3 separate regions of the Homo sapiens genome follow, and all the other regions are linked to region 1. Evidence: chromatin contacts called from ENCODE Hi-C or POLR2A ChIA-PET data. All regions are on one chromosome and are shown on one strand. The core of a region is the stretch at or near the end of the contact, and the rest is flanking DNA. Distances in the headings are between cores, read along the strand shown. Region 1 has its middle 97 kb from the start of LINC02358. Region 2 has its middle 59 kb from the start of LINC02260. Region 3 has its middle 110 kb from the start of LINC02283.

Region 1 (3,857 bases), core at 1,149-3,648:
TTAAAGTGGTTTTTTAAAAAATTAAATTGCTTTTAAGGTGTGTTTTAGAATTATTATACATTCAGTGCTATCTCTAATACCTTTCCTATTTGATACTATAGTGATAATAGCTCCCATTTATGTGAACACTGTAGATGCCTGGTGTTGCACTGGGGGCCTGAATCTATTATTTATGATTCTTCCTCCCCTGCCTGCTTTTGCTGTGGTTCACTACAGGGAGAATATTCCTCCTACTTCATTGAATTTGGCCTTGGCCCTGGCCCTGTGATGTTTTGGCCCATGGAATGTGGGCAGAAGTAACAATGTTCTGGTCTTATAGACCAGCTGAGTCTATAAGAGGCATGGTGAGTTGCTGCCAGTCCTCTTGAGGTTCTATCTTCTGCCATGAGAGAAAAGCATGCCACCAGGCAATTGTCACCCTTTGACCTGAAATCGAGACGTGTAAAGCAGACCTGAAACAGACCCAAGCCTAGAGGCCAGAAAAGCTCAGGCAAGAGCAGCTGGGTACATCTAAACTACAGTGAATGGAAACATGAATACAACATGAATATTCATTATTTCAAGTCATGGAGAATGGGGGAATTATTTGTTATGCAGCATCACAGTAATAGTGGACACCTATGATGTGTTTTTTTTTTAAAAAAAGACAAATTGTCACAACCACTCTTTATGTACAGTATTTCCATTTTACATAAAGGAAAACCAAGGGTCTGAGAGGTTAGAAAACTAGTTTAAATTAATAACTGGTATATCCAGTATTAACATCTAGGTCTGCCTGATTCCAAAGCCTGTTCTCTTTCTACCTCCCTCATGTCATATCCAGAATATTGACACTATGCCACCTATAGAGATCCTTAACTAGCAAAAATTATGCTATTATAGCCAATAACTTTGCATTCTACTTACTAGAGCTAGGCAAGGAATCATTTTGCAAGATGGCATCCAAAATGTCTCTCGGCTCAACTGTCAGTTCCATAAAACGTTCTATTAAGCATAATTCATCCTTCCCTTTCTCCTCTATGCACTCCACACTTCCTGTTATTCAGAGTTGTAAGGTTTTAAAGAGGATTCACATTTCTCCAGGCCGAGATTACCTATGGCTGCAATAGAATTTGACTTGCATTTTGTTTGTTGTCAATACAATAAGCCAGAAACAGATGCAGATCATTGAACTGAAGAATGACTTTTCTCTCTTGATGGCACTTTGAGCAGAAAAAACATCTTTGTCTGATGTATTGTTAAATGAAAAAAAAAAAGCAAAGTGCAGAACAATGTGTATTGTACATCATTTGCATATTTTAAAAGCATATATATGTGTATGTATGAATGTTTATATCTACATAGGATGTCTCTGGAAGAATACTCTAGAAATATAATGGCAGTTGCCTCTGGTTTGGGAACATGGTGGCTGATGGGGAGTGAGGGTGGGAGAGAGAATGATTTTTCACTGAATAGTCCTTTAAAGTTTTTTAAATTGGTGTTCAGGTTTATATTATTCCCCAAAATAATGAATACATTTTTTAAAGACAGAAACTACTTCTTCTACGGCCTATCCCTCTTCACTTTATTTAAGCTGTGTCTATTGTGTCTCAGACACACTGACTTTTTGAAGGGACTTGAGAGGAGGAGCTAGCCCAAGAGGAAGAGGCCCTTTCTGGCATGTTCTCTTCCTCTTGATAGTTGAGGTGCATATAAACATCTTCAAAGTCTCCACGGACAACAGAGACAACACGAACTGGAGCCCACTGGCTCCCACAAGTGAAAGTGATTTTCTTCATTCATGACTCAAAGGCTGTAGAGTAAAAAACAAGAACTGATCAGCTGTTTTTTTGTTTTGTTTTGTTTTTTTTTTTTTTTTTTGAGACGGAGTCTCGCTCTGTCGCCCAGGCTGGAGTGCAGTGGCGGGATCTCGGCTCACTGCAAGCTCCGCCTCCCGGGTTCACGCCATTCTCCTGCCTCAGCCTCCCAAGTAGCTGGGACTACAGGCGCCCGCCACTACGCCCGGCTAATTTTTTGTATTTTTAGTAGAGACGGGGTTTCACCGTTTTAGCCGGGATGGTCTCGATCTCCTGACTGTTTTGTTTTTAAAGACCAAACACGTCATCTTATCTTGTTCTGAGTGAGACAGCTACATGATGAACATCCTAAAAGTTGAAGACCTTGGATTTCCACCTGCAAGCCAACGATGTTTTTCTGTTAAATTCTAATCATATTATTAGAGTTTATTAATTGTTTTAACAAACAGACATCTATGTCCATTCATTTTTTTTCAAAGACAGGGTAAATAAATCAACTTTCAAATCATGTCCTTCTGCAAACACCAGCTGCACAGGAAAAGGAAGGCCGCCTGTTAGCAGCCTCTCGCTGAAGGGCTAGGCTGAGGCTGTCGGTGTGCATGCCCAGAGCAGAGCTGTCTGTTAATGAGTCCTACAGCTCACAGGAAAGAACCTCAGCGGAAAGCAAGAAGGCAGAACAATTGTGTGAACTTAGCTCCCTTTCTTATTCTCCAAACATCTGGCCACTGTATGTGTCATTTCTTTGATTCAAACTTGTTCTGGCGTTATTGATAGGGAAAATCTCCACCTGGGGGCTGGAAGGGACTGCTTCTTCATCAAAGAATAGTTAGCACAGACTCACTTTTAATAGCAAAATAATAGAGCAAGTCACTTATAAACCATGTTTCTGAAATTGCCCAGCCATGCTCTGCCAACTCTTTATGGGGAGAATAAGACAAAAGCTGGAAGCAAAGAGAGAGTAAAGAAAGCCCTTACGATTAGGGGTGAAGAAAAAACAAAGCCTGCAAGACGCCATCTTGGTGTTGGCTAACGATGGGGAAAATCTCTGCTGTTTAATATAGTGCATTTATAAACACAGATGTCAGGGACGGCAAGTTTATTTTTGTAGTTCTGCATCTTACATTTCCTCAATTGATTCTCTTTCTTTTCTTCTTCTACGTCAGAACAACCAAACAGGATTCAAGTGATGCATTTGGATGGCTTGCTTCCCTGAATTGTGTCTATATCCATTAACAGGGCAGACACTTAGTTCCACCTGTAGACATGACAGTTTTGTCATCTTCACAACTGTTCCCATTGTCCTGATCCTTATTTCATTTTACTGGGCTACCTTGAATAACAACCCCCTGGGCTTATTTTACTGGCAGTTAAAATCAGTTTTGGTAGTAATTTTGCCTGGAAATCAGCTATTAAGTTTATGTGCTTGTCAAATTTTAACTATATGCCTAATTTAAAAGTACTTAGAGCCACTTAAATTTGGTTGAGTGCCAATGTTAAGATGCAGTCAAATCTCAATGACTGCACACTGCACGCTTAGTTTGCAGCAGACTTCTTTCCCTTCTGTTTCCAACTCTCTTGTTAGCACCTGCACCAGGAAATGGGTGGGTGGGTAGGTGGGTGGGGTGCAGAGAGTGAAGGAAAATGAAAGTGATGCTGAGCCAGCACCACCAAAGGGATACTCAAAGTCTTACCTTTGGGCTCTAAAAATGAAATCAATGGCACAACTTGAGATTGGGAGAGAATAAATTGGCAGCCACATACTTGAAAGACATGCGAGAGTTTGGTTAACTGCAAGCTTAATATCTTAAAAAAACACAAAATTCATGTTAGACTTATACTAACATGCACCGTTCTAAATGTTTCATAAATATTAACTCTTTTCATTCTCACAGCAACTTTATGAGGTAAATACTATCATTATACCCAATTATCAGATGGAAAATTGAGGTATGAAGAGAATAACTTGCATATAGTTACATTGCTAGAAAGTTCCAGGGTCAGAATTCAAATTCAGCCATTCTGGCTCCAGAATCCACGCTCTGAAGGCTGCACCTTCCTCTG
Region 2 (3,974 bases), core at 862-3,361, 390 kb after region 1:
ACACTTCCCAGTGGGCACTCACTCTTGTTCTCTGGGTCTCTTCTTTATTCCACAGTTATGATCATAATCCTATTGCCCATAAAGAGCCACTGTTTGGGTGTTTGCTAATTATATACATGTATACACATGGTTTCATACATAGAATCATTTTATAATCTGTGCATGGTATTCTATTTGTATAGAAGTGATCTCACTTATTTAGCCAGTTCTCAACCAAGCTTTGAATGACAGAGTAGGCAGAGTAGACTCTTTGCACCTGAAAGAGGACAAACAATTTTATTCATATCCATACTTATTTCTTTAGACGGATTCCTGAAAGTAAGATGACTTCACTTCATTCTCAAGTTATGAGAAGATGGAAAAACAACAAGGTTACCCAGTAGTTAGATAAGACCCTTGCCTTTAGCGGAAGGCCCTCACTTCCTACTTCTGAGCCGGGCGGTGGGAGTTATTTTCCTTTTCCCCCAGAGCAGTGACATCCTGGAGTGAATTTCAGCCTCCCCTTCCTAGGCAGGGCAAGAGATAAAGAGGCAGCTGCTGAGATGCGGTTGCTGATCAGCTTGAGGAGAATCAGATCACGCATGTGCACGTTATCTCAGGACAACATTAGATTAGCCTTGCATGCAAGGATCACAGGATCTTGAACTCTTGGAGTTGAACGGGTTTTTGAGTTTGACCTCCCACCTGTCACAGGAGCCCCTCAACAACCTACCGCCCCAATAGGTAAAGTGTTCACTGTGTGCATAGCAGGCTCCCCCTTCCCTCGGCTGTCCCAGTCCTCCTCCAGTGCTTTCTTGCACAACTTGGAACCCAGACCCCTCACTACCCCAATGCATACTTTCTGGGGTAAGTCAGCCCCCCTCTTACCTGTAACTCAGACTGGTCACTGGGGAGACAGCCTATATGGCATCTTACTGTCCTGAGAAAAGCATACCTAATTGAAAACAGTAGGACTGAATCTCATAGCTGCTGTTGGGAAAGGGTACCCACCTGAGCCCATTGGCATGGCAACTTCTCTATCTACACTGTCCCAGGGCAAGGAAGAGCAAATCACTGCTCTGGCCAAATGCACCCACGAGCCAACAGCTAAGGGTGGTTTTACATTCCAAATGATGGAGAATGAAAGGAAAAGAAGGGAAGAGAAGGAAGAAAGGGAGAAAGAACATGTAACAGAGGCTGGATGTGGCCCTCAAAGCTTAAAATATTTACTATCTCACCCTTTCCAGAAAAAAAGTCTGCTGATTTCTTCCCTAGATCCTTCACGGACCAGTAGCAGCATTGACATTATTTGGGAGCTGCTTAGAATTGCAGGGTTTCTGGCACAGCCCTGGAGCTCCTGAATGAGAACATGCATTTTGACGAAAGCCCCACGTGATCTGAATGAGCCCTGAAGTTTGGGAAGACTAGCCTGGATGTTTCTCAGTATGACTGGGTTTGGTTGTTTTCAGGGGCAGGCTCTCAGTCTGAACTTCCCTCACTCCACCACTGCCTTGCTGAGTGGCTGAAGTCATTTAGTCTTTATCAAGCCCTGTTTGCTCATCTCTGAAATGGGGATAATCATAGTTTCCACCTGATGAGGTTTTTGTGAGGCTTGAATTGGATAACTGAACCCAGAGAAAGGGCTTCACAAATGTTAGATTTCATTTCTACTCTATTGTTTCTATCAAACCCTTGAGTCTCTGCCTCAGAACAGGGGACATATGCTTTGCATAAATACCCCAAACTCTTGCACTGATGGATTTGGGTGTTTCCTCAGAAGCCCAGCTATGCAAATCCTCTGAGTCAGCAGGTAAGAAGGACAAGGGCAAGCCCATACCCTGCCCTGCCTGTATCTGGCGGTTTTTTTTCAACACCAGGAGACGGAAATGATTGCTTTCTGATTGGGGAAAATTGGTTTGTGTGGGCCACAGTTACAGGTGCTTGTTTCCTTGAGACACAGTGCTTGGATCAAACTGAAACAAGGTTAAAATAAAATAGCAAAACCCTGCCCTCAGCAGGAAGCTGCCACCAGCAGGCTGCCTTCTACGTGACCTTGCCTCCTGTTGGCCTTTCCTGGGCCATAAAAAATGGTTGCATTGCTGTCTGATTTGCATTTGGTATCTGCTTTTCCTGCCCAGGGTTCAAGTTGACACTGCCTGGCTGAGTCCCAGCTGAGGGCAGGTGGAAGCAGAAGGCAGAAGGAAAGGTGGACAACTATTTAAACAACCAGGGGCTTGGAGAAGCTGTGTGCTTTCAAGATAGAACTCGGTTTCAGTTTAGATTTGCCAACTGTTGCTTCGGAAGAAGAGCTAAGACAAAGGGAGGACTCTGTCCACTCGGGAGGTCCTGGGGGGGACAGTGTTTATTTTATACTACAGCCTGGGGTTTGCTTCCTGTTTGACTTTGAGAGCTGCTAGACAGGATTAATGAAGTTCATCCAAATATTTTCAAGGATATAGGCTCTAGAAAAGGTGTTTGTCCCTAAGCACTGTTTACTTTAATCATACGTGTACAATTCACAGCAAGTTATCTCAACACAACGCTATTCCCCTATTGTTGCTTTATGGACTTTGACTTCTCAAGGGTGAACTGGGTAATTTTAAAATCATGACTATTTTTATCAGTATGAAAATTTTACATAAATTGTATAAAGAATACATCATTTAAAATTTATATGCATACACACAGACACACACACACGCACAGAGAGCGAAAGAGAGAGAGTGCGCACTAGCACAATAGCGGACATTTCACCACTTAGTTTTAAGACCATTAGGCAAGCTGGAAGGAGACTTGGCATGGTGGCAAGATCACAGTGGAGTCTGCATATCTGAGTTCTAGCTTGGGCTCTTCCACTAACTAGTAATGTGGCCATACATAGTCCCTTAACCTCTCCGTGGACCTCAGTTCCCTCATGTGTAAGATTAAAGTAGCCGGTATCACCAGGGATGCATTGAGCTCCAAGACCTCCATTGGCTGGCAGGGAGGGCTGCCACAGCAAGTCAGGGTAGGGTAGAGGGGAGGTTCAGCCTTCTCTGCCCCCTTCAGCCTGGACAACTCTCCCTTTTTTTGTTTTACACATTAGAGATCAGGAGTAAGTATCCCTTTCAAGAAGTGGTCTTCAAGGCTAAACAAAAACTTGAAAAAAAAAACTAGCCTAGACGATCCCTAAAGTAGGGTGATCATATATAATTTATTATCCACACTGGGATGTTTTGAGATTAAATATATGTTCTTAATAATTACACTGGGATAACAGACTTAAGTGATGCCATATTAGACAGAGATGTACGAGTACCCTACCACAAACTCCTCTTCCAGCTCAGAGTTTCTGCTTTTCCATTCTGTCATTTCATGGCCTGACTGCTTACTCCTCAGCATCAGGCAGAGTTCTGGGAGCAACCCCAGGGACAGAAGTAATCAGGGACAGCCTCAGGGAATGAAGTCATTAGGGGATTGCCTTGGGGACAGCAGTCATCAGGGCAGCTCCAAGGACAGAAGCCATCAGGTTTGTCCCATGCTCAATTACCAGAGCATGCAGCTGCAAGAAATGAGCCAAAAAGGCCACCTGGAAATGATACATGGCCCAAGTTCAGCTTGGCTCTTGTTCAGAGTCATGTGAGAATCACAAGTTTCAGGGTGAAAACATCCATGAATCAACCACCAATTACCCAGTAAGCAAGGGCCCACAGGAACCCCAGACCAGGACATGAGTATTGGTGGGGAAAGAATAAGCAAACATCCCTAATCACGGATCCACAGAACGGAGGAATTAGTCAATGGAGGAGAAGGTCACAAGGTAGAAATGAAAGTTACATTACTAGGCAGGTTGTCAGATGAAGTATGGTCCCAAAGTAGAAAAATCCTAGCAGGATTTCTGCAGAGGAAAAAACACTCAGGCAGGACAGGACCTGTAAGGACCCGTAATCTTGTCAGGCATAGCTTGGGCCTGGTTGAGTCAGATCATTCACTTTCCTAACCTTTGCTTACCCATC
Region 3 (3,674 bases), core at 707-3,206, 500 kb after region 1:
TGAGGAATATGTTCTACTTCATTTGGCTATTGTCAAGTTTTTTTGTGTGTGTGGGAACAAAGAAGGTTTGCATTTATAAGGCAGAATTATTAGCAAAGGCATTTCCCATGTATGACTGGAGCTAAGCCCTGAACTTGCCTTACTCGTTTTTGACATGTTTATTAACAGTCGAGAAATGCAGAAGCGTGGAAGGCAGACACACTGCACTTAAGCTCTGATGTAGTTGGCTAAAAGAAACTGACCTCCAAGCCAATACAATCCTCAAATGTAGATGTTGCCCAAGAAAGTAGACTTCGAAATCTTCAATGTCCTTAGATGTTCCATTGGATTTTTCTGTGACTCGGTCTTGCTCCTCTAAAACTCATATCAAGAAAGATCCTTTGGGGTCTTTTGATAAAATAAAATTGATAAGTGAATAATATTGTTTACATCAAACATAGTTTAGTACATGAGTGCTCTGTAATGCTATTCAAGGAACATGACTGTCCACGTTTTAAAATTAATATTTTAAAATAAAACCAATGGGGAAATCTGGCTAATTTTAAGCAATGTTGTATTTTTATAAGTTATCAAGAAAAAATGTGCTTGGTATAGAAAGTTGTTTAGTTTTAGAAATAAAAATATAGGCAAATAAACCCCAGAAAGAAACAAAAACATAAGGGTTTGGGCACAAATAGAAGAATCTTAAAAATCAGATTAAAGATAAGAAAAAATTATAGACCCGGTTTCTGACCAGCAATTTACTTCCCTGACACTAGATGGGGCTCACCGGTTGAGGTTATTTCCTTTCCCGATTTGCAGACAACGTAGAGAATTCAACTGGGATTTGGGTTTAGCATTTTAAAAGATAAGTTATTGGAAGTTATTCAATGGGAATCCTAATAAGATTGACTTTTTTGTTGACAACAATAGTCTTATTGAGCAAAGCTAGCTTTATCCCAATTTAACATGAAATAGGTCACTATTAGAAAAGACAGCTTTATTGTGTTTGTATTTGGGATTAACGGATAAAATAAATAGTTCTTTTCTTCCCACAGGGGTTGATGGGCCAGCTTTATTCTAAATGACTGAAGACTTCTGTTCTTTTCAACAAACACAGTCCTCCAATTAGGAGCTGCAAATAAGATTATATGCCCTGAATAAGTCTGAAAAGGTCCTTTTATAATTAGAAAGTTTGTGTGTGGGAAGTGGAAGCAGCATGAAGTGCTCACTGTGGCTTTATTAAAAGAGTGACATGAAGATTTTCCCAAATCCTCATCTGAGTGCTCGAAAATGATAAAATAAAAATTATGAAAAACTGTATGCATATTCCATTTCTTCTTTTTCTTTCTGAAAGCTTTCACATTTATGCTATAGAAACAAGTCAATGGTTTTTTAAAATTTTATCAGGCATATTCGAAACAGACTGTCATTTGATAGTGTGCAGATTGTTAAAATACAAGTGAAAATGATTTCAATGAAGGGATGAAGTTTAATACAGTGCATACTTTATATTTTCATTTTAACACTTTTATGATCGTCACTCCATCACTACAGTGACATAATATTTTGTTAAATATGGTTGGACTTAACTTATATTAAGCTTCCTGGTCTGTGGACACACAGGACTGATTGTGCTCAGCTACTCTTCTAGACCAATCAGACTTTAGTATGTAAATGGACATTTCCTGGATGAACCAATGACCGTCCCCCACGCCCCCCCGCCCTCCCCCCCCCCCCCCCACACACATTGCACTCGGGACCCAGTTGCATACAGCCCTTACAGCTTCACAGAAGGAAGATGCCTGCTGGACACAGCTTCCTATGAGCTAAGACGGGAAGTCAAGGCTGGCAGGAAAGAGGAAGAGCTGAGAGGCTAGATAATAATAGGAAAATAACAGTTCCAGGCACTGTGGACAGAACCACAGCCAATCTGCGGCTCAGCCACTTCCACAAATATATTTTGAGTGCTTACAATGTGCCAGACACTGTCCGGGGGCTGGAGATACAGCAGTGGACAGAGACAGATATCCCTGTCCTCAGAGAGCTGACATTCTAGACTTTCTGAACTAATGTGACTCCAGTGGATTGTTATTTTTTGTAGTTTAAGTTATGAAAAAATTATTATTCGGAGATAAAATTATTTAACAATATTGAATGTGCTCTTTCCAGCTGCATTCTCACTACCCCACTCCTATCCCATCCAGAAATTTAGACACACTCCTCCCTGTAGGGATCACCATGCCACACAGACTATAAATGTGTTCAGCTGCTGGGCTGTTCTACTGAGAGGACTTTTATGTCTAGATGGAACCATAGGCTTTACATCATAGCAAGGTGTAATTTTGACAAATGGTTCTAAGTCCTGGTTGCACAATAGAGTCATCTGGGGAAGCTTTATAAAAACACCTAATGCCTATGATCCCTTGAATATCACACCGACAGCACAGGAAACAGAAGCAAAAGTAGACAAATGGGGCTGCATTGAACTAAAAAGTTTCTGCACAGCAAAGGAAACAATCAGCAGAGTGAAAAGGCAACCTGTGGAATAGGAGAGAATATTTGCAAACCATATATCTGATAAAGGGTTAGTATGGAAAATATGTAAGAAACTCATACAATTTAATAGCAAAAAAATCAATAGCCTAATTTAAAAATGGGAAAATGACTTGAATAGACATTTCTCCAAAGAAAATATACAAATGGTCAACAGGTGTATGAAAAGATGCTCAACATCAGTAATCATCAAAGAAATGTAAATCAAAACCACAATAAAATACCATCTGACACCGGTGTGGACAGCCACTATTAAAAGAAAAAAAAGGAAAAGAAGAAACAGAAGGAAAGAAAAGAATAAATGTTGGTTAGGAAATGGAGAAACTGGAACCCTTGTACGCTGTTGGTGGGGAAAAAAGATAGAGCAGCTGCTATGAAAAACGGTATGGAGATTCCTCAAAAAATTAAAAATAGAGCTACCATATGATCCAGCATTCCCATGTCTGGGTATTTATGCAAAAGAACTGAAATCAGGATCTTGAAGAGATATTTGTCCTCCATGTTTCTTGCAACACTACTCACAATAGCTAAGAGGTAGAAACAACCTAAAGGCCCACCAACTGATGAATGGATAAAGAAAATGTGGTGGGTGCATCCAGTGGAATATTATTCAGCTTTAAAACAGAAGGAAATCCTGACACATGCTACAACACAGAAGAACTTGAGGACATTATGATATGTGAAATAGGCCAGTCACAGAAAGACAAATACTGTATGATTCCACGTGTATGAGGTATCTACTAAAGCAGTCAAACTCATGGAAGGAGAAATGTGAATGGTGATACCAAGGACTAGTGAGGGAGAGAAATGGGGAGCTGCTGTTCAATGATTATAGACTTTCAGTCATGCAAGATGAAAAATTTCTAGAGATTTGCACAACAGATATGTATAACAATGGGCATGTAGTTAACAATACTGTACTGTACACTTAAAAATTTGTTGAGAGGGTATATTTCATGTATGTTGTTGGGTTTTTTTTTACCATAATAAAAACAAAAATGCAAACAAAAAACACCTAATGCCTGGCTCCGCTCTAACCAATTAAATCAGAATTTCTGGGGGTTGGGTGTTGGGCATCCCTTTGTTGTTTTTGATGATGTTGTTTTTCCTCTTTTAGCTGTGCACATTAGAGAGCTTCA

The links. Hi-C counts contacts between places; a loop is a spot of excess contacts on that map. ChIA-PET counts read pairs that join two places held with the same protein, here RNA polymerase II (POLR2A). Pooled maps may share reads with other maps.
Region 2: a loop to region 1 is called in a pooled map, with 6 times the contacts of the local background. The contact joins two enhancer-like sites. A Hi-C loop is called at or near these places in 1 of 168 maps with a recorded cell type or tissue (cardiac septum) and 6 of 50 pooled maps.
Region 3: a loop to region 1 is called in a map of cardiac septum, with 2.3 times the contacts of the local background. The contact joins two enhancer-like sites. A Hi-C loop is called at or near these places in 5 of 168 maps with a recorded cell type or tissue (cardiac septum, endothelial cell of umbilical vein, heart left ventricle and 1 more) and 1 of 50 pooled maps. POLR2A ChIA-PET finds 5 or more read pairs at or near these places in 1 of 52 experiments (endothelial cell of umbilical vein).

What each region holds. Positions count from the first base shown.
Region 1 is chr4:54,940,737-54,944,593 of GRCh38, reverse strand. No RefSeq gene overlaps it. Among named protein-coding and RNA genes, the nearest start is that of LINC02358, 97 kb to the right of the region's middle. Within about 2 kb of position 2,398, at least 9 of the 41 ENCODE cell types and tissues checked have a DNase peak (open chromatin) inside an H3K27ac peak, as active enhancers do; they include heart right ventricle, where a contact is called at or near this core.
Region 2 is chr4:54,545,833-54,549,806 of GRCh38, reverse strand. No RefSeq gene overlaps it. Among named protein-coding and RNA genes, the nearest start is that of LINC02260, 59 kb to the left of the region's middle. Within about 2 kb of position 2,111, at least 2 of the 41 ENCODE cell types and tissues checked have a DNase peak (open chromatin) inside an H3K27ac peak, as active enhancers do.
Region 3 is chr4:54,438,128-54,441,801 of GRCh38, reverse strand. No RefSeq gene overlaps it. Among named protein-coding and RNA genes, the nearest start is that of LINC02283, 110 kb to the right of the region's middle. Within about 2 kb of position 1,956, at least 7 of the 41 ENCODE cell types and tissues checked have a DNase peak (open chromatin) inside an H3K27ac peak, as active enhancers do; they include heart right ventricle, where a contact is called at or near this core.